Regions from separate parts of the Homo sapiens genome. Here region 2 is linked to region 1. The links are chromatin loops, found by intact Hi-C in ENCODE. Cell type or tissue: IMR-90. All regions are shown on one strand. Each heading gives the region's core, and the rest is flanking DNA. Links, peaks and the distances in the headings are about the cores only. Region 1 holds the start of LOC105373936 (a long non-coding RNA gene). Region 2 has its middle 80 kb from the start of LINC01173.

Region 1 (11,546 bases), core at 3,773-6,272:
CAAAAAAAAAAAAAAAAAAAAAAAAAAAAACTTGGCAGAGGACACAGGCTGGTGCTGGTCTTTAGAAGCAGCTGCCATTGACAGAGGTTGTGGGCAGGTGGGAGTGGCTCAGAAGTGGCCACTGGTGGAGAGTATGGCTAGAGAGAGTTCCTCTGCAAAGGTGCTGGGCTCCTGTGTTAGTCTGTTTTCATGCTGCTAATAAAGACATACCCAAAACTGGGTAATTTATAAAGAGGTTTAATTGACTCACAGTTCCACAGGGCTGGGGAGGCCTCATAATCATGGTGGAAGGCAAAGGAGGAGCAAAGTCACATCTTACATGATGGTAGGCAAGAGAGCTTGTGCAGGGGATCACCTATTTATAAAACTATCAGATCTTGTGAGACTTGACTTATTCACTACCACAAGAACAGTATAGGGGAAACTGCCCCCATTATTCAATTATCTCCACTTGGCCCTGCCCTTGGCATGTGGGGATTATTACAATTCAAGGTGAGATTTGGGTAGGGACACAGCAAACCATATCATTCTGCCCCTGGCCCTTCCCAAATCTCATGCTCTTACATTTCAAAACCAATCATGCCTTCCCAATAGACCCCCAAAGTCTTAACTCATTTCTGCATTAACTCAAAAGTCCACAGTCCAAAGTCTCACCTGAGACAAGGCAAATCAAAAGCAAGGTAGTTACTTCCTAGATACAAGGGGGTACAGGCATTGGGTAAATACACCCATTCCAAATGGGAGAAATTGGCCAAAACAAAGAGGATACAGGCCCCATGAAAGTCCGAAATCTATAGTGCAGTCATTAAACTTTAAAGTTCCAAAATGATCTCCTTTGACTCCATGTCTCACATTCAGGTCATGCTGATGTAAGAGGTGGGCTCCTGCAGCCTTGGGCAGCTCTGCCTCTGTGGCTTTGCAGGGTAGAGCACCCTTCCTGGCTGCTTTCATGGGCTGGTGTTGAGTATCTGTGGCTTTTCAAGGTGCATGGTGCAAGCTGTCAGTGGATCTACCATTCTGGGGTCTGGAGGATGGTGGCCCTCTTCTCATAGCTCCATTAGGAAGTGCCCGAGTAGGTACTCTGTGTGAGGGCTCCTATCCCATATTTCCCTTCCACACTGCCCTAGCAGAGGTTCTCTATGAGGGCCCCACCCCTGGAGCAAATGTCTGCCAGGACACCCAGGTATTTCCATACAGCCTCTGAAATCTAAGTGGAGGTTCCCAAACCTCAGTTCTTGACTTCTGTGCACCCAGAGGCCCAACACCATGTGTAAGCCACCAAGGCTGGGGGCTTGCACCCTCTGAAGCAATGGCCTGAGCTGTAGGTTGGCCACTTTTAGCCACAGCTGGAACTGAAACAGCTGGAATGCAGGGTACCAGGTTCAGAGGCTGCATAGAAAAGGGGGTCCCTGGGCCTGGCCCAGGAAACCATTTTTCCTTCCTAGGGCTCCAGGCCTGTGAGGGGAGGGACTGCTGCAAAGGTGTCTGGCATGCCCTGAAGAAATTTTCCCCGTTGTCTTGGTGATTAGCATTTGGCTCCTGGTTACTTATGCAAATTTCTGCTGCCACCTTCAATTTCTCCCCCAATATGGGTTTTTCTTTTCTACTGCATTGTCAGGCTGCAGATTTTCTAAACTTTTATGATCTGTCACCTCTTGAATGCTTTGCCACTTAGAAATTTCTTTCACCAGATACCCTAAATCATCTCTCTTAAGTTCAAAGTTCCATAAATCTTTAGGGCAGGGGCAAAGTGCCACCAGTCTCCTTGCATAGCAAGAGTGACCTTTACTCCAGTTCCCAACAAGTTCCTCATCTTCATCTGAGACCACCTCAGCCTGGATTTTATTGTCCACATCACTATCGGCATTTTGGTCAAAGCCATTCAACAAGTCTCTAGGAAGTTCCAAACTTTCCCACATTTTTCTCTCTTCTTCTGAGCCCTCAAAACTGTTCCAACTTCTGCCTATTACTCAGTTCCAAAGTTACTTCCACATTTTTGGGTATCTTTACAGCAGCACCCCACTCTACCAGTACCAATTTACCGTATTAGTTTGTTCTCACACTGCTAATAAAGACATACCCAAGACTGAGTAATTTATAAAGAAGTTTCAGTGACTCACAGTTCCACATAGCTGGGGAGGCCCACAATCATGGTGGAAGGTGAATGAGGAGCAAAGTCGCATCTTAACATGGCAGCAGGGAAGAGAGGTTGTGCAGGGGATCACCTATTTATAAAACCATCAGATCTTGTGAGACTTATTCACTACAACAAGAACAGTATGGGGGAAACTGCTCCCGTGATTCAATTATCTCCACCTGGCCCTGCCCCTGACACATGGGGATTATTACAATTTAAGGTGATATTTGGGTGGGGACACAGCCAAACCATATCAGGTCCCATGCTGAATAGACTGCAAAGTGGAAGAGTTTCTGCTGCTGTGGCCTGATAGGGTCACTCCAGCACCCTCTGTTGATGAAGCCTAACATTCCAGCAGCTGGAGAAGGAGAAATGTTTACAAGGTCCAGCTATAGTCCCACAAATCAGGGCAAAGAAAGTTGGTGGATTTGGACCTGGGAGATGCTATGGCATCCAATACAACAGCATTCCTTTTATAATATAAAGAGACTCAATATGTTTTTCTAAGTCCTCCATTTGTTCTTTCACTCCACACCCTCTTCAAAAATCACCTCTAAATACATGATCTCAAATCCAAACCTAATATTTGGACCTGGGAGATGCTATGGCATCCAATATAACAGCATTCCTTTTATAATATAAAGAGAATCAATATGTTTTTCTAAGTTCTCCATTTGTTCTTTCTCGCCACACCCTCTTCAAAAATCACCTCTAAATACAAGATCTCAAATCCAAACCTAATATTTTCCCAAACTGTAACTCTGTATTTCCAGTAATTTGCTGGTTATCTACACTGGAGTCTCTCATAAATACTTAAACGCATTACATGTGGAGTTACTTTAGTTTTCACCCAACTCTTTTCAGTAAAAATATTTTTCCTGTCTTCATCTTATCCCAACATGGCAGATAATCTCCCTCATAGCCTATCAATATGTTGTTCATCTCACTTTGTCTTGTAAAGAATTTTTTCTCCTTTCTGACTCAAACTACCTTAATTCTGATTTCTTCCTGTTAGCTGCCAATCTGATCTTCCTGTTTCTAAGTTTCCCCTCAGAATCACTATATACATTACTATCCCCATTACTCAGATCATTAATTTCTTCTGCTCCAAAACCTTCAATGACTTTCCATTGCCTACAGTTAGCATTTCCAAGATGTATTTCACCTGTTCCAGTACTGCTTTTTGTTAAAAGCTCTTTTAACTTTAATTTTCAGTATCCACTGTACATCAGGAACTTCCAAGAGCAACCATTAGAATGTAGTAGCAATCAGCTGGGCATGGTGGCTCATGCCTGTAATCCCAGCACTTTGGGAGGCCGAGGTGGGCGGATCACCTGAGGTCAGGAGTTCAAGACTAGCCAGGCCAACATGGCAAAACCCCATCTCTACTAAAAATACAAAAATCAGCTGAGTGTGGTGGTGGGCACCTGTAATCCCAACTATTTGGGAGGGTGAGGCTGAAGAATCACTTGAACCCAGGAAGTGGAGGTTGCAGTGAGCTGAGATTGCACGACTGTACTCCGGCCTGGGCGACAGAGCTAGACTCTGTCGGGGAAAAAAAAAAAAAAGAATGTAGTAGCAATCGAGGGGAAATGAGGGCAGAATCCCTACTCCTGGATTTACCTGTTGGGGACAGGTATGCCTCACAGGCATCAGTCTCTCCATCAGGAGTCAGAATGGTGATATCAAAAAGAAGGCAATGTCTCGTCTCCTTTAATGGAAAAATATTTGTGCGTCACCAGAAGCTGCCTCCTGGGGAAATATTTATACAGAGATTTTATTAATGACGAGAGAGGTAAATAGTTCTGGATGTTTAAGACAAGGCAAACAGGTTTTCTTTGTTTTGATTCACCTTGTTTGCATGTTTCTATCCTCAGGGTAAAATGTTTTTATTGGTTCAGATTCTGTTTAACTTGGAATTAGATGTGTTTGTCTGCACGAGGAGCTCGGGTTTAAGGGTTCAATTTCTAACACTCCCCTATATAACTTGAGTCCCACCTCAGCACCCTGTATCCATGAGGGACGTCAGCGAACTGGACATAAAAGTCCATTCTGTGGCTGGGCCAGTACTTGGTTCAGTGGCTTAATTCGGGCCTTTTTGATTAGACTGGAATGGAGAACTCAGCCTGGGACTGTAGGCCCAAGTGGAATTTTCCACTTCCCCAGGAGTCTGAATTTGGGGGCAAGTACTCTATGCTATAAGAAGAGAAAGAAACAAAGACAGGGCTTTCCTCTACAAAGAAGCCCTGAATCCAGTTACCCTGGAAGGGAGGCTTTTTATGTGAAGTGAGTAGATGGGGTAAAAGAACACATACTGTGCTAACTCACAAGAGACAGATGTATAACACCAGAGTGCTTCTTTCTGAATTTATCATGGGAAAGGTGGATGGAACATGACTGATGGTACACAACCCCCTGCCTGTTCTCTCCTCTCCCAATCCTATTCTTTGTCCTGTTGAGAGCTGGCACCAGCAGCAGTGGCAATGGGACAGAGCACAGGAATTCGGGAAGACTGACTTGGCTGGTGGGAGAGAAGATCTGGCCACATAGACAGTGACATGTTCAGGAAGAGGCTGGATCAGAGTTTCAAGCAGCTGCAGAGCGTAAACAGCTCACACAGACACACAGGCAGACTTGGTGCAAGAAGCCTAGGGAGACTCAAAGAAAATAAACACATCTGCAAAATGTTCAACTGTGGTCAAGTCTATATACTGGAATGCTTTAGAACTGGCAGAAAAAAGATAAGCCATTAACTACATGCGTATGGGTGATTAGGAAGACAGTGTAAACTATGACTCTTCTTACAGCTTTAACGGTACAGGATTAGAAACTATTACAATATTGGGGGAAAAAAAAACATGAAACCCACAAATTAACCAAGTAAATGACTTTTATGATGACTGGCAAAAGTATGGACACACCAGTGTTTGAAAGTATTCCACACGTGTATGTGGTTATCCCCCCCTATACACACAGACTTGGGGTTAACTTCTCTTCATTTGTAGATCCACGGATCCTGGATCATTTCCCAGAAACCCGAAGACAAAGCTTATTTGTGATCTTACTGATCTTACTGGAATGTTTTTAGCAAGGCTGGGATTTTTCTCCCCAGGTGCCGGCTACACACTTAAACAAGACATTTTAAGATTCAACCTTCCGCTTGGTCTCTCCTGGTTTCTTACCAGCATTCACTCGCTTGCAACAGAGGATGCCTTACGCAGCGCCTCTTCCTGCCATCAGCATGGGGACCAGGCTGCTTTCCTGGGCCTAGAAGTCATTACACAAAACCCTTCTTTCGTTCAAAACAGATCCTCACTGTGGAGAACCTTTGGTTCTCAGGTGAAACCGGCGCCTCTGTAAATAGCTGCTGGGGAAAACTGCTTTCGTGGGTGGAAGCGAGGCTGGTGTGTGAGTTTTAGCATCAACAACCATCTGCTCTTGGCTGTGGCAGAGGTTTCCATGCCGTATACCCTGCAATGGAGGAATTCCCTTTTCAGTCCTGCTGTGAGCAAGAAGAGAGATCCCAGCAGGTAGGCTCCGATCCCCTCCCACTTTCTCGTGGAGCGCCTCCATTTACACTTCTGCAAACACCTCTTTTGTTTAAAAACATTTTGTTAACCTGGGCTTTGAATGACCAATGGTGAAAAAGAAGACTGATCCATTGCTAAGGCACTGATCATCCAGTTGGTTCAGATTCTTGCCCCTTCTGCCTGTTAGCCTTTGACACCAGAAGGTGAAGAAATGGGACTCAAACTTGTCCGTTTTCATGCTCATCTATTAGAAACTACTAGAAACTGAGCATCCTACCCAGAAACTGTTGTGCCTGTAGAAGTTCAGTGTGCAGGAGTCAAGACCTGCTCTCAGACCATGGATTTATCTCTGACATTGTAGCCCTTGTGCTGTAATTGTCTGGATGCATAAGAATGGAGACCAGTGATGTGCTAGCAAATGTTTAACATCTGGATTTGGGGGAGGAAGCCTTGGTTTGTAGCATTTGCTGCTTGCTGTCGTGTAAATACTTCCATGCTGGGTGTGGTGGCGTGCATCTGTAGTCTCAGCTATGTGGGAGACTGAGGTGGGAGGATTGCTTGAGCCTGGGAGGTGGAGGCTGCAGTGAGCAGTGATCGTACCACTGCACTCCAGCCTGGGTGACAGAGTGAGACCCTGTCTCAAAAACAAAAACAAACAACAGCAACAAAAACCATATGCTTCAGGGCTCTGCTCCTTGGGTTCTGGCAACCAGTAAATACATTTTAGTATGAGGTGAATTTAAGTTAACCCGTTATTGTTATCACTTCTTAAGAAAGTTGTAACCAAAACTATCTCAAATTGTGAAATAATTTTCATTCTAGGTACAACAATTATGATAATAAATAAATTATAAAAACTCTACCAGGCATTACTAGCTCTAAATTTAGAAGGTAGGGCAGGTGCTTGGGAGACTTGTGTTTTTCCCTGAGAGAGCACTGGGGAAACAACTGCCCGCAGATGAAACTGACCCCTCGCGGGGTTCCAGGTCCCGACCCTCATCAATTTCTCACCAGTGACTCAGAAAGGCAGTCAGAACAGAGGTTCTTCTCCCCAGTTAAGGAATGAGGAGTCTGGGAACCTTTCATAAAAGTCCCAGAGCTGGAAGTGACTTCGGCTTCCCAGCACGGGGACTTTTCCTGCCCCTGACACACGGAGCCGGCTGGCTGGTTCCTGGAATTTAAAACCAGCAAGGGGAATGAAAGCAGAGCCTGGAAATGTCACAGTTATTATGATTTGTTCTTGCTTATTACTTCACCTCCAACCGATTGTTTTCCTCCTCTTTGTGAGATTTGTTAGTAAACTTGCTTCTGAGACTGAGGAAGAACAGCATTTCAAGCTGCCGGGAGAGACAGGCTGGATGCTGAGCCAGATGTGCTATTGCTTTTTCTTAACATGCTGAGAGGTCAGGGGAGTGGCCAGCTCAGAACTGGATCTCTAGCCTGAGGTGTTTCACATTCCATTGTTTATTCATAAGCTGTTTTTTTAATATTTATTTTTTTATTTTTTCATTTTAACTACAAAGTACATCTATTTCCTTAGGGAGGCTACATTATAGAAACTTACTAAGCAGAGCATTATGAGTCTCTTAAATTCTTAGACAATTGGAAAGTAACCATTCTAGATAAGACAGTACCGACTGTGGGGTAACTTTGACTTCATTGTCCATGTAAACAATCACAGGTGTGCTTGGTTTATTGTTATCCACACTCCTGCAAATGTCCTGTAAATTTCTTCAAGTTTGCACTACGGCAGTCACGAAAAATTATTCTGTTAAGCCCGCTTTTCCCTCATCATGCGATTTCACTTTAAGATGTTTGGGTTGACTTTCAAATTCTACATCCTCATCTTATCCTCTGCACCTCTAGAAACCTGGCAGTTAGGCAGCTCTGAATTATACATGAATTATACATTTGTATTATACATGAATACAAATAATAATTCAAAACCAAAAATACCTCCTTTAATAATGAAGGTTGAACTGTGCCTTTGGACAATAACAATGTGCTCCAGAGTAAAAAAAATCTGCATTGGTTTTTGTGTGCCTGTTTCTCAACTACTGAAACATGCACACACACCTAACAGAACTGAAGAATGTTTTGAAAAAGACATCAGGCAAGAGGACTCCAGAGTTAACACAAACTAAGATAAGTCATTCAAGGGAAAATTTATGGTGAATGCTTATAAATATAGGCATAGTTCAGATGACCATGATTTTAATTAACAAAAGGAATTTATATCTCTTTGGCCTGCCTTTGAAAATGTTGTTCATCTTTAACAATCTGCACCATAACTTCTTCCCTTAGAAGACAGCTTTAATAGAATTTATGTAATAGAATTGAAATCCAGGCTCATTTTATGCAGAAACATTGTTTACAACAGGCCTCGTGTGTTTAATTTTGTTTTGACATTGATCTATTATGTGTGGGCCCCCAACAGTAAGTCTGAAATTGTCAGCAGAGAGAGAATTGAGTCATAAAATCTTAGAACTGGAAAGCATCTCAAGGCTCAATCATGACAGCCTCCTCTAGCAGCATCTACAGCGGGCCTCTGCCTCAGTACTGTGACAAGACATTATTTTGTGAATCTCAGATGTCTTTAGGTGATAGAAAGCCTCCCTCGGAAAAAGCATTCTGCAAGAGCATAGGATGAGGATTTTTAGTGGCTGCTGTTTGATTCAGTGTCATGATTCTGAGCACTTTGAGCTAGCTATGTGTTTGGTTGCATTTACTATATATGTGTATTATTTCATTTATTCTTTATAGCATATTTTCTTCCTTTCACAACAGTAAAAGTGAAAAAACAGGATAGCTCCCTGGTCCCCCTTGCAGAATGTGCCACAGGGGTGTGGCTCACCTGTTCAGTCGCTACCAATGCTCAAACCCCTGACAGGAGGGGTATCACACAGACGGGCAGGTGCAGGAACCAGGGCAAGCGCTTTCAGCTCTGGCCCTATGGTAGTGTCTAAGGGTGGGTGCCTGCAACCCCAGTGTTACAATGCTCTTTTAGTTACGTGGCCCACAGATGACTTAAGAGTTAACCAGCTCAGTGCCCTCTCTGCCTTTCTGCAAGGGCAGAGGACCAGTGTGACAGCTTTCTGTATCCTGAGCTCTTGTCCAGGGTCCTGGAAGAATCAGCTCACACGTGGACTTGAAGGATGAATGCAGAGTTTTACTGAGTAGCTTTCAGTGGGATGAATGGGGAGCTGGGAGGGGGATGGAGTGGGAAGGTGATCTTCCCCTGGAGTTTGGCCACCCAGCAGCCAAACTCCTCTCTGACCGCCCCCAGCTGAACTCCTCTCAGCGTTCAGACATTCCTTTTCTTCTCTCTTTCTCTGCCATGCCATTCTGCCATTCATCTGCTTGTTTTCTTGTCTCCTCATCTGCTCTTGGAGCCTGGGGCTCAGGGTTTATATGGGTACAGGACAGGGGGGCATTGCAGGCCAAAAGGCAACTTTTTGGGTGTGAAAACAGAAATGCCTATTCCCATTTAGGGCCACAAATTGACAGTGAGGCCTTTCCTAGGGAACCACCCTCTTCTACTCAGTATTTCCCTGTCTCCTGTCCATATCAGTAATCTGTGATTGCTAGTTCAAACAATACAGAAGTTTAAACAATAATAAAGGAAATAACCCTTTAGCATTCCTCCCTATCATTTTCATACTTCCTTACAGATTGTTTTTATAAATAGTTGATATTTTAATTGCCCTCCTGTGCATGTATTGGACATGCATATCTATTTTACTGTGTGTATGTATATATATATATATATATATATATATATATATATGGAGAGAGAGAGAGAGTAATCTATCACAGATTTCTTGAGGAAATTTACAAAAGAGTTAGTTTTTCATGTATTGATACAGAATTAGGTCCATGACAACTTTATATAATTTCATTAAAATTTTTTTTGTAATTTACCTATATAGATATTTAAATGCAAATATTTGATATCATACTACACACATTTTGTTTCATAACTATGTTTTCAAAAAATAAAAATTAAAAATCAGAAATTTTTTAGAAGGTAAAGAGATATAAATATTCCAGAAATATACAATCAGTTAATCCAATTGAAAGTTAATTTAGCATCTTGACAACCAAGGAAATAGAAAAATATGATGAGTTTTACATTTCTCATTATGTGATAAGGCAAAGCCAACATGGTTTCTGAAAAGAAACATATTTGGACACTAAAATCTATGTGGAATCCATTACATTGATCTTTATACACCTTCAGGTATGTAGGACAACCTATCAGACACTTCTTTGACTGTGATTTTGCAAAAATAGAGAAATATCCTCTATATAAGAGCATATAACTTCTCCCTCACAACAACAAAACACCAAAGAGCTGAAGACTTAATTAAGAAATTGCTTTACATAACAATAGCAAATCTGGCAACTCAGGAAGAAGATGTGGATCTGGGGAAAATTGCAAGAGGGAATTTGTTGGGCTTCCAGCTTCTGCTTAGGATGCAGAAAGATGGAAAGGGCATTCTAACAACAGCAGTAACAACATGCCAGGTCATCTGCAAGAAGCACCACTTTTTTCAACCCTATCAGAAAGCTGAGGTTGCAGAACCACCAAACTAACCCAAACTCTGAGGAATAATCCAGACACTAAGGTCACATATTCCATAATTCTATTTATATGAAATACTCAGAATCGAGAAATCCCTAGGAACAGAAAGCAGATTACTGTTTGCCAGAGGCTGGGTAAAGGGGAGTGGAGAGTGCCTGCTTGCTGAGTACAGGGTCTCCTTGGGGGATGATGAAAATGTTTGCAACTAGATAGAGGTCATGGCTGCACTCACTGTGAAGGTACTAGATGCCACTGAATTGCACACTTTATTTCTTTTCTTTTCTTTTCTTCTTTTCTGAGATGGAGTCTTGCTATTGCCCAGGCTGGAGTGCAATAGCACAATCTCGGCTCACTGCACCCTCCACCTCTCAGGTTCAAGCAATTCTCCTACCTCTGCCTCCTGAGCAGCTGGGATTACAGGCACCAGTCCCCACACTGGGAGAATTTTTGTATTTTTAGTAGAGATGGGGTTTCTACATCATGTTGGCTAGGCTGGTCTCGAACTCCTAACCTCAGGTGATCCCCCACATCAGCCTCCCAAAGTGCTGGGATTACAGGCGTGAGCCACCGCGCCCGGCTTGTACACTTTAAAATGGTTAATTTTATGTTATGTGAATTTTACCTCAGTTAAAAAACAAAACAAAATCAAAGGAAAAGAGCTCCTGAGACAGGATGTAAATCCTTGCTTACCTCGGGCAGAAGCAAACGGACGCCAAACAAGCCAAGTAAAAAGGATTAAGCTAAAGTGTTTGACAAAGTGCTAAAGGCCAAGGGATGGCCAGAGTGGGTGCAGAGAAGCCCTAAGCATGGCAGACACAAGAGGAATTCACACCCACTAGCAGGCTCTTCTCCACACGCCTCACTGCATGCTCACCAGAAAGATCAGAAGAGACCCAGAGATGGAGAAAACCACCCTCATGGTGCACCTGGTGGAAAGGAACAGTGGCCTCAGAGATAAGGGCATAAGGCACACCTGGGACCTTCTCCCCTGTATGAGTCACAGAGCTTAGCAGAAGCAAACTAGAAATCAAAAATAGACCTATAACTGGAAAACCAACTAAGCCATGGAAATTAAATAATACACTTCTAAATAATCCATGGATCAAAGAGGCAGTCATGAGAAAAATTAGAGAATACTTTGAAATGAATGAAAATGAAATCCATATCAACATTTGTACAATACAGCTAAAATCGTGCTTAGAGGGGAAATCTATAGCATTAAATGCCCATATTAGGAAAGAAGAAAGTTCTCTTATGAATGATTTAAGCTTACACTTTAAGAAACTAGAGAAGT
Region 2 (11,546 bases), core at 3,505-6,004, 130 kb before region 1:
GGCGTAACCCTTCTGTGGTGGCTGCTGGGGTTCTTCTGGGAGCCCCGTCTGAGGACTTCCATGACCCCAATCTCATCCTTTCCCCTGATGTTCCAGGGCATGGCTTGAAGCAGGGAGCAGTGTGCTCTGGTGCCTGACCAGGGTGACATTTGCTGCAGTGGTGACTTTACCACTACTTTACTTTTTGTCACTAAGAAGTTTGGAAAATGAGTGCACCATCATAGTGTGTTTATTGTGTCCCCAAAAGATGTGTCTGAGTCCAAACCCTGGTTCCTCAGAATGTGACCTTGTTTGGGGACAGAGATGCTACAAATGTAATTGGTTAAGATGAGGTCATCCTGGATTGGAGTGGGCCTACTCCAATGTGACGGGTGTCTTTATAAGAAAAGACAGAGAGAGAGAGAGAGAGAACGAACACACAAATACCCCATGAAGACACAGACACAGAGGGCAGAAGGCTGTGTGAGGACAGAGGCAGAGGTTGGAGAGATGCCGCCATAAATCAAGGAACACCTGGAGCCACCAGGTGCTATTTCTTGCCTAAGATCCTCCAAGCAAGGATTCCTCCCTAGGACCTTAAGATGGAGCTTGGCCATATGACACCTTGATTTTGGACTTCCCATCTCAAGAACCATGAGAGAACAAATTTCTGTTGTTTTAAGTCACCCAGTTTTACAGTCCTTTGTCATAGTCATTCTAGGACATGCATATACCATCTCAAGGGGTTGTCTGCTTATGTTTGTTTTATGTGTGCATGCATGAGCTTTGTAATCCATCCAATCACATCCCTCATTCTAGTACAACAGGATCCCAAGTAACCTCAACTTTCATAATTATGATTAGAAAAATAAGTAAACATCTGACACATTTCCTATTTTTCTGGGTTATAAAGTCTTATCTGCTCTTCATAGGATCCATGGGGAAGGTAATGTGTGCACAGTTCACACACATTCAGCTCACTCTCCACCATAAGTGTTAAGATTTCAAGGGAGGTGTGGCCATTCCCAGTTCACACTGAGGCCCAGAAGACTGAATGGCTCCTGTAGTTTAGAACTAATCAGAGTGACTCTTTGGTTTCTGCCAATGAAGACCCAACCCAAGTAGCTCCAGCAAAGGGGCAGGTGTTTCCTGTGACCCCCCTCAGGGAGGAAAGCCCAGCTGGCCTTGGCAATGGTGGAATTTGGGCTCTGTCCTTCTTCCTAGTCAGTGCCCCTCGGAGTGGGCTGCTCTCTCTCCTCCCAGCCCCACAGGGCAGGAGACCTGGCTGCTCACATCAGCCCATCTTGGCCACTCGAGAAGAACTGACTGGCTTCCCTTGATTCCTGGTAGAAAATCCTGGGAAAAGATGGCTTGAATCATGGTGTGTAGGTTCTTACATTTGGATCAGTCACCTGTGAGCAGAGATTGGAGCCCTGTGATCAGCCAGGTGGGCATTTCAGCCCTAGACCACCACTGTGGCCAGGGAGTCAGGTTCTGGAGGAAGACAGCAGCTCCCAGTGGAACCACGTGATTGGAAGGAGTTTCCCAAAGGGGCAGACAAATGGATGGCGCCTGCTAGGAGCAGAGCTGGAAGTGGTAGCTGATAGAGCCAAGATCCTCCCCTCACTTGGGGGGCGCATGTGGGTGTTTAGAGGCCCAGTACTGTACTCTGAAGTCCTCAGCAATCCTTTAAGAATGTGATCCTGGTTCATGCCTGGTGGTCATTTAGATGAATTTGATGAGATTTGCTCACAGGCGACCTAGAAGCCAGTACTGTGTCTACAGGGAGTAGACAGTCAACAGAAGCGGGTTAGATAAGACTGGGGTGATCTCAAGCTGTGTCAGGGCCCGCCATGCTGATGCGGATCTTCCCCATTGTTACTCATCTCATAGGAATCACCCCCAAATTAAGGTTTAATCATTTATGCATTTGAAAAAAAAACCCATTTAGAATTTTACAAAAGATATTGTATTAGAGTTCTCCAGGGAAACAGAACCAATAAGATCACATAAAATTCACCATTGCAGAGACTAAAAGTGCATTTCTGTAAAATGGAACATGGCTACACCATTTAAGTCTTAAAGACAATGCTTTCCTTGCCTTGTTTGGATTAGTTTGATGGTAGTTCAGATGGTTTTGGCCATGATGTGAAACTGCGTTTGCTGTATTTTGCACACATGCATCAAGCCTTATTATTAAAAGACAGAGCTGAGATATAAAGATTGCAGTTTGCACAATACAAAATACTGTTTTTTTAAAAAAAGTTATGTTCCTTTATATAAATAATTTTTAAAAGTTCTTTATTGAGAACACTATTATTGCAGAAAGAAAGATAGCATCCTCTATAATTAAGAGTGAAAACATTTCCTCATGGTCAATATTTACTGTCATGTCTACTATTAACTTTCAGAAACTTCCCCTCTGTAACAGAAACATGAACTGAGAAAAAAAAAAGGAAAAACTAATTAAATCAAAACTTTCTCTTTTAGTTTTCTAAGATTTATCAGTGGTTAATTTTAGGACAAAACTACATTTGAGCATTTACCACTAAAGTAATACGACAAAAAGTCTTAATGTTTCATGTTGGGTTGTAACATGATTCTAACACTGGAATGGTGTTGGATTTAGTCACCATTCAGCCATCCACCTTTCTATGAATCCATTCTTCCACACATCTCTCCTTCAAATATTCATAGAGGACCTAGTAGATTCCAGACACCATCCTAACTTCTGGGCATGAGACATAAATAAGAGATTCCCTACCTTCAGAAGGCTTCTCTTCTATTAAGTGATGAAAAGACACAAAATAATTATTCTGTGAATGGTAAGTACTGCAATGGACATGAGGAGATGTTACTTTGGGAGCACATTGGGAAGGACGTAATCATAGCTACCTTCACCTGAGCGAGCACTCATTAGGTGAAGGGGTTTACATAGATTATCTCATTTCATCCTCTCAATAGCCCAGTGATGCAGGCACTGTTATCCTCCTCTTCATTTTACAGGGGAGGCCACTGGGACACAGAGGGTTGGAATATCTTACCCAAGATCTGACAGCTAGGAAGTGCAGGAGCCTCCTCTCGGGTCCTACATTCCATCTGAGGACTGGATCCTGCTGGAAGAAGGAAGGAGGTTTATCCAGGGAGGGTGTGCAGGTAGGAGGCTGTCGTGATTCATCACGGGAAGTCAATAAAGGGTGAATAAGGGCAGTGGGAGGGGCCAAGGACAGCAGTGGGGATGGTCAGAGGGGCCAGCACATCACATGAGATGACCGACTGGCTGTAGGGTGTGAGGGGAGGAGGGAGGCCAGTAGAGTGCCCTTGTTTCCAGCTGGGGGCTGCCATCAAAGCGGGCACTGTTCACTCAATCAGGAAGGAGTGCAGCAGGTGGAGGAGGCTGGGTGGGAAGCAGGTGGGTTCAGCTGTAAAATAAACCTTATTCAGTTGATGACCATGCATTCTGAAGTCCCTGCACACTTTGAAATCTCTGAGAAGAGGTCCTGCCGAGTCCTTCTGCAGCTGCTCTCAAGCTAGGAACGGCGGGGCTGCTCCTGACCGCTGCTTCTCCCCCAGCCCTGGGTGGGGGGCTGTGAATACCCTTTGGGTCCTCTTCAGGCTTCTCAGGAGCAGGGAAGGAAGGCCAGCACAACTGCGGATGCCCTGGAAAAGCCAGCCCACAGCCGGGGTCCCTGTGAGACAGCAGGAATCTGTCAGTGTCCCTGAGGAATTGGGGATCCCAGAGTGGGGACAGGGAGGCCCAGGGGAGGGGCTGGGGAAGGGACAGCTTCTTGTAGCCACATCCACCAGGAGCCAAGCCCCAGGCCCTGAATTTCATCCAGATAGACACTCAGGAGATTGGGAATTTATCTTTGTGTCAAAGGTGCTTACCGGATTCACCTGCCAAATGTTGACTTTATGCCGATTTACATATCCTATGTTAATTAGCTTTCTTAATACTGATATTTCCTAGAGTGTTTGCAAGATATTGTGTCAGGGGAAAAATATTTTCTTGTTGCATGAAAGGTACTCCTAAACTCAGCACCTGGTGAACCAAGGGGGATCATCATAAACATGTTAACAGGAGGCCTTCTGAGCAGGAACCACAGCAGGGTAATGCAATCATGAAAATCCTGTAAATACATTCCATTCAACCAAACCTCCTTAAATGGCTTCCAGCCCACATTTCCTAAAGGTTGTAACTTACTCTTAAGATTACAAAGATCTGGCTGGGCGAGGTGGTGGCTCATACCTGTAATCCCAGCACTTTGGGAGGCTGAGGCAGGCGGATCACTTGAGGTCAGGAGTTGGAGACTAGCCTGGCCAACATGGTAAAACCCCATCTCTATTAAAAATACAAAAATTAGCTGGTGTGAAAATTAGCTGGGTGTGGTGGCACGTGCCTGCAATCCCAGCTACTCAGGAGGCTGAGGCAGGAGAATCACTTGAACCTGGGAGGCGGAGGTTGCAGTGAGCCAAGATCATGCCACTGCACTCCAGCCTGGGCGACAGAGCAAGACTCCGTCTCAAAAAAAAAAAAAAAAAAATTACAAAGATCTTTTCAATCAAATGAATTGTTATGGTTTGAATTGGGTGCCTCCAAAGGTGTCAAAGTCTAGCCCCCAGTGCCCAAGAATGTGGCCTTATTTGGAAATAAGGTCTTTGAAGATAATCAAGTTAAGATGAAGTCATTAGAGTTAGTTCTAATCCAACAGGACTGTCCTTACAGAAAGATGAAATTTGAACATAGAGACAGGCAGGCATAGTGAAGACACAAGGAGGAGAGGGCCTTCTGCAAGCCGAGAGAGGCCTCGAGAGACCCTCCCTCCCAGCCCTCAGAATGAATGAATCACCCTGTTGACACCTTGATCATGGACTTCCGGCTCCTAAAACTGTGAGAAAACAAATGCCTGTTGCTTAAGCTGAGCAATCTGTGGTGCTTTGATATAGCAACCCTGGCAAACTCATACATGAGTTATCTCGAAGTTTGCATTTCGAAACTGCATCATTCCCACATCTGTGCTGGAAAATTATAATGGCTGCTGGACTGGGACTATGTATACATGAGAGAGCATGCCGGAGTTTACAGTCGGGCCAAGAGAAGATATCTCTGCTGCACAAAACTGAAAGGCATGGTGAGAGATGAGAAAAGTGGCACCCTGGTCACACTCCTCTGTGCTATGGCCATGCAACCTGGCACACTTGCTTCCTGGAGCCTGAGGTCTTGTGGGGCTCCCTCCAGGCTGAGCCTGCTAATGACTTCCTTCGAGGGCTGAGCATCAGAGTCACTGCAGTGCTTGTGGAAAATGTGGTTTCTATGGCCCCACCAGCCCAACACAATCAGACCCGGAGGGTGGGGCTGCAGATGTGCATTTCCACGAACACTCTTCAGGGATTGGACATGCTCCATGGGAACTGGACGAGCAAGGCTTAACTTTGCTTCTGTCAAACTACAACACAAAGGCAGTGAGCTCTAAGGAGGGCTACTACGTGCTTTAGGCCACTTCCGGAACCCTAGGACTGTTAATTTATTTAATCATTAGTCTGGTATTTTTAAAAAAGTCATGATTTCTTTTCTCGCCAATAAAAACACTGCTATTCTCTATGCATGCCTAAATTCTTTTCAGAGCCAGTTAACATAATTTATTTAATACGAGTCAAGATGACAATGAAGTAAATCAACTCTTGATTTGGTAACAGAGTTGCATTTCTCTGGGCAAGAGTAAGCTGAAGTAATTAACCAGTACCTTAAAGCTGATGATCATATTGCAAGAAGCAAAGAGAAATTGTTAATTTTTTTTTTTTGAGTTGGAGTCTTGCTCTGTCGCCCAGACTGGAGTGCAGTGGTGCGATCTTAGTTCACTGCAGCCTCTGCCTCCTGGCTTCAAGTGATTCTCCTGCCTCAGTCTCTCGAATAGCTGGGACTACAGGTGTCCGCCATAATGCCTGGCTAGTTTTTTTGTATTTTTACTAGAGACAGGGTTTCACCATGTTGGTCAGGCTGCTCTCAAACTCCTGACCCCAAATGATCCTCCTGCCTTAGCCTCCCAAAGTGTTAGGATTACATCTGTGAGCCGCCGTGCCTGGCCAGAAATTGTTAAAAATTTAATAATGAATATATAAGTTGGATAAAAATAGAGAAAAGATTGGGTAAAGATGATAAAGACCAAAATAGAAATTGTATGCTCCCAAGCACAATGTAGGATGAAGGAGACAGGAATTTGGAGTCAAAAATTCAGGTTTGCATTGCAATTCCAGCCTATGTGCAAATCAATCTGAGTCTATTTTATCATTTATAAAAATGATAATAGGAATAAGGAGAGAATGTTTGTGATAATGTGCAGCAGAATACCGCTCTCAGAGAAGTCTGTATTGGATTTCAGTTTCTTTTATTATTAAAAAGAAGAACAAGCTCTTACAAGGGTACTACATGTTTTGGGAAACTACTAAGAGTGGTCCTTCATTAAAAGCAGACATGGTATGTATTGGCAATCTTTCAAAAGTGAGTAATCACTTGCTGACACCTCGACCTTTATTGCTCGAGATGAGGTCTGTGGACCATCCCACTGACAGCACCCAGGAGCTGGTGGAGATGCAGAATGTCTGGCCTTACGCCAGACCCACTGGCCTGGAACCTGAATTTAAAAAGATTCCCAGGCGTATCACATGCACATTAAAACTGGAAAATACTGCCCTGGCCTGCTGGATTGGGGAGAGATTCAGGACAGGTTTTTGGCTTACAGAAACATAAAAGTGTCCCTACTAATGTTTATATATATGTGAGATACGATATAATATGATATGATATAATACAATATAATATAGCAGAACATAATATAATTTACCAATTCAAGAATTTCAAATTGGGTTAGACACTCCTCTTTTAAAAAACAAGTAGAAGATTTTTGGAAGCCGGTAGTGCAGTCGCCACATAGTTTTTAGATCTTCCTAAATCCCACGTGAAAACAGACAGAATATCTGCATAGCCAAACAAAATTAACGAACAACATTTACAAAAGAGCTAGATGACAAGATATTTTCATAACCTCTGAAATTTAGTTGGTGGGGACACATTGCCAGTAGCTACAAGACTTGTGTGTTATCAGCTTCTTGGGAGATAAATTGGAATGAAGAATCAGGGTGTCAGACCTTGGAAAAGGAGAACCCACAAAATAACCAACAGCTATTCACTGGAAAGCATGGTGGGCCAACCAGAGAAGAGAAGATTAGAGTAGAGTATTTTACCTGCTGTGATTGTAGAGAAATGCTCAGAGCCCTTGGTAAGGTCTGAAAGGCTGGAGGAGTCTGATCCTGAGAACACTTGACGCTGGCCAGCCGGAACTTTCTAGCTGGATAGGACCCTACAGTGAGGAGCAACTGCTGGAGCAGAATCATGTGGACATGGAGGTGAAGAGAACGGTTTAGATAAAAACAGGGCAAGAAAACACAGCCAGAAAATCTCAGAAAGCTAGCCTCTCTATATATAATTTAACATAAATAACACAATGTATACAAATATATATTTAACACTATGTGAAAACAATTCTAAAAATTCAGGTTAATTGAATTCACTCAAAGATGAGCAACCAAAAAACATCAAGATTAAATTCCATGCTAAGTTACTATAGTAACTTATGAAAAGAAGAGCAGAATAACATCCTTGTATACTAGGAAAAGATGTTTAAAATAAACAGATCAAAACTGTAACATCTTTTCAAAAGGAATTAAAAGACATTAAGAATAATATGCAAGATATAAATGAGAAAAACTCAGAATGTGGTGACAGAACTCAAGATTTATTGACTTAAGAGTTAGAAATAAGAAAGATAATCATTTCATCATAAAGATTAAACAGGCAAAGAGGATCCAAAATATGGGTAATAGGAGCCTCTGAGAAAGACCATCAAAACCTAGCACTAAAAGCAATACTGCAAAGAAAATTTCTTGAAATTGAAAAATACGTACTTGAAATTATGTATTGAAAGAACTCACTATGCTTCTGAGAGGATCAATGCAGACCAACTAACACCAAAACACTCTAATGCCATTATTGGACTTTAAAGAAAAAGAAGGAAAAAATGAGCCCTTGACTTATAAAGGAAAGAACATTCCATTGTCATTAGACTCTTTCACTGTATTGCTTTGTGCCAGAAGAAAATGGAGTAACATATTTAATATACTCAATAAAAGAAATAAACAGACAAGGTTTTAATCCAATAAAACTGTTAAGTGTAAGAGGACACAATAAACTGTTATCAACATGAAAACCTTCTGAGAATACTGTTCTTGTGAGACCCTCCTCAGAAAGCTACTGAAAAATGATTTTCAACAACCCAAATGACCAGAGAGTCATAAGGACTGTTGGTGAGCACTAACTACATATGAACTTGCAGGACTAGGGCTACATGAAGGTTAACAGGGAGAGAGGATGACATGTGCTGGCTGTATGGATGGACAATTAATATATGTTACAACCACTACAAAATAGGGGGAACATTGTTTGCTGTTATTAGTCTTTATAAGTAGTAGTGCTAGTGTTAATATTCTGAGACTGTTGTGTGTGTGATAAGGGATAAAGCAAATGAATAATTGTGGAATACTCTGATTCTATCATCTCTTGTGTTTTTGAGAGTGTGGATTCTTGGTATGGAAGACAGGATATACAGGTGTAATATAAAAGAAATTAAGTACAAACCCTTTAGTTCTGAATTTGAATTTAAAATATCAGTATAAACCAAAGGGATATTTTTTATGTGTATGTGCACATACACCCACACCTGCTCATCCACACACACACACCAAACACACACACACACACACTCCAGTTGTGGGGTATACAACTGGTCTAAAGGCCTAGATTCTTTATTAGATATATTGTAAGGAAGAGAAAGAATGGCAGGGAAATCAGTTGATTAAGAGACTTAAAGTTCAGAGCAAGTTTTTAAAAAATGGGTAAGGCAGCTGGGTGTGGTGGCTCACACCTGTAAGCCTAGCACTTTGGGAGGCCAAGACAAGTGGATTGCTTGAGCTCAAGAGTTCGAGACCAGCCTAGGCAAGACGGCAAAACCCCATCTCTACAAAAAGAAAAAAAAATACAAAAATTAGCCAGGCATGGTGGCACACACCTGTAGTGTCAGCTACTTGGCGGCAGAGGCAGGAGGATTGCTTCAGCCCAGGAGGTCAAGGCTGCAGTGAGCCTTGATCGTGCTACTGCACTCTAGTCTGGGTGACAGAGATCCTGTCTCAAGAAAAAAAAAATGAGTAAGACTACAATTGTTGTGTCTAAAGATACACATCTTGATGGTGAAACTAAAGAAATGCAAGAGAACTTTTACCGAAGAAGCTGGGATGATGGTTACTTTTGATGGGAGAAGAGGGGCTGTGTGGGGATGGTATGGGGACCATGGGGGTCTTCTGGGTTGGCTGCAAAGTTTACAAGGCTCATTTTATAATAATTCATGAAATCACACATTTCTTTAGTGTAGATTCATCTTTCTGTGATTCCTCTATTTATCTTACAGTGAAGGGTAAAAAGACAAGCAGAAGGAAATAAACAACAGCACCAAATGCTCTCTGAAATGGTTAATCCCACTGACACTTACATCTGTGTTGATTGCTCTGGCAAGGCAGGTGCGTGGTGTTGGTACAAACAGTCCTGAGACCAGCATTTTCCTTCTCCCTGAGCCTTTGCTGGTTGAGTGACCTCAGGCCTCTCCTAGCGTCAGTTTTATCACACGTAAAGTACGTGTAACGATACTAATGCATAATTCACAGGGATGCAGAGAGGCTCAAGTGAGAAAATGAACTGCAAGTTCTTTCTAAACTGCAAAACCCTCTACAAACATTCCTTCTCATTATTGCTGAAAGATTGAGGACAGTGAGTTCCCCATAGCAATTATTTTTCTAACTTATTGCTTGTGTTGGCATATTCCCCTCTCCTGACCTCTTGTGAATATCTGATGTATGGGACAGGTATATTACCACTTTTAGGAAAGGCCAGCTGAACAGATATGCAATTATGAGGCCCTGCCTAGTTGCAAGCTTTAAGGGAGTAAAAGTTATGGAAACTTTGATCAAGTACTTAGGTTCATTAGTGGAAAAAAAAATATTTCCCTGCTCTTAGAGAAGTTATATTCTAGTAGGGCAGAAAGATGAAAAAGCAACAAGTAAGGAAAGTATGTAGAATGTTTGAAGGTGGTAAGGATGAAAAGTTGATCAGTGTTCAGGGAGCTGACAATATACTCTTTATATCGGCTGGACCATTGACCTGATAGAAAAGGTGCATTTGAAGAGAGACCTGGGGAGGTGAGGGAGGGAGCTGGGTGGCTATCTCAGGGAAGAGCATTCCAGGCAGAGCCAGCAGCCAGTGCAAAGGTACTGAGGCAGGAGTGTGCCTGGCACCTCAAAGGGAGAGCAGGGAGGCCAGTGTGGCTGGAGGGAAGAGAGCATGGGGGGACAGGAGGAGATGGGGAAGAAGGAGGGAGGCGGATCATGGAGGGCATGTGGGGTCATTGAAGACTTAAGGCTTAATTTTTCTCTAAGGGAAATAAGGAGCTGGGGAGGATGAGGAATGGAGGAGGGATATAATGAGATTTAATTATTATTATTATTTTTTGAGACAGAGTCTCACTCTGTTGCCCAGGCTAGAGTGCAGTGGCGCGATCTCAGCTCACTGCAACCTTCACCTCCTGGGTTCAAGTGATTCTTCCGCCTCAGCCTCCCGGGTAGCTTGGACTACAGGGGTGTGCCACCATGCCTTGCTAATTTTTTGTATTTTTAGTAGAGACGGGGTTTCACCATGTTAGCCAGGATGGCCTTGATCTCCTGACCGCGTGATCCACCTGCCTCGGCCTCCCAAAGTGCTGGGATTACAAGCGTGAGCCACTGCGCCCGGCCAAGATTTAATTTTTATTTTATTATTATTATTATTTTTTGCTTTTTTAAAATTATTATTATACTTTAAGTTTTAGGGTACATGTGCACAATGTGCAGGTTAGTTACATATGTATACATGTGCCATGCTGGTGTGCTGTACCCATTAACTCGTCATTTAGCATTAGGTATATCTCCTAATGCTATCCCTCCCCCCTCCCCCCACCCCACAACAGTCCCCAGAGTGTGATGTTCCCCTTCCTGTGTCCATGTGTTCTCATTGTTCAATTCCAAACTACCATCAGAAAATACTACAAACTCCTCTACGCAAATAAACTAGAAAATCTGGAAGAAATGGATAAATTCCTTGACACATACACTCTCCCGACTAAACCAGGAAGAAGTTGAATCTCTGAATAGACCAATAAGAGGCTCTGAAATTGTGGCAAAAATCAATAGCTTACCAACCAAAAAGAGTCCAGGACCAGATGGATTCACAGCCGAATTCTACCAGAGGTACAAAGAGGAACTGGTACCATTCCTTCTGAAACTATTCCAATCAATAGAAAAAGAGGGAATCCTCCCTAACTCATTTTATGAGGCCAGCATCATCCTGATACCAAAGCCGGGCAGAGAGACAACCAAAAAAGAGAATTTTAGACCAATATCCTTGATGAACATTGATGCAAAAATCCTCA

The links. Peaks named below come from ENCODE experiments on the same cell type or tissue, not always from the same donor. Only the 100,000 strongest peaks of a DNase experiment are listed, where the experiment ranks them.
Region 2: it touches region 1 in a loop (4-fold over the local background); 1 of 110 quality-filtered maps calls a loop at or near these places.

What each region holds. Positions count from the first base shown.
Region 1 is chr2:234,626,402-234,637,947 of GRCh38, reverse strand. It overlaps LOC105373936 (a long non-coding RNA gene), which reads left to right and starts at 5,240. Exons shown (of 3, transcript XR_923998.3): 1 at 5,240-5,667. In IMR-90, for the core only: no CTCF peak of the experiment used is centred there; DNase peaks (open chromatin) are centred at 4,797 and 5,067; H3K27ac peaks cover 1,738 bases.
Region 2 is chr2:234,757,119-234,768,664 of GRCh38, reverse strand. No RefSeq gene overlaps it. Among named protein-coding and RNA genes, the nearest start is that of LINC01173, 80 kb to the right of the region's middle. RefSeq lists an enhancer at 2,624-3,823. In IMR-90, for the core only: no CTCF peak of the experiment used is centred there; DNase peaks (open chromatin) are centred at 4,934 and 5,364; H3K27ac peaks cover 1,305 bases.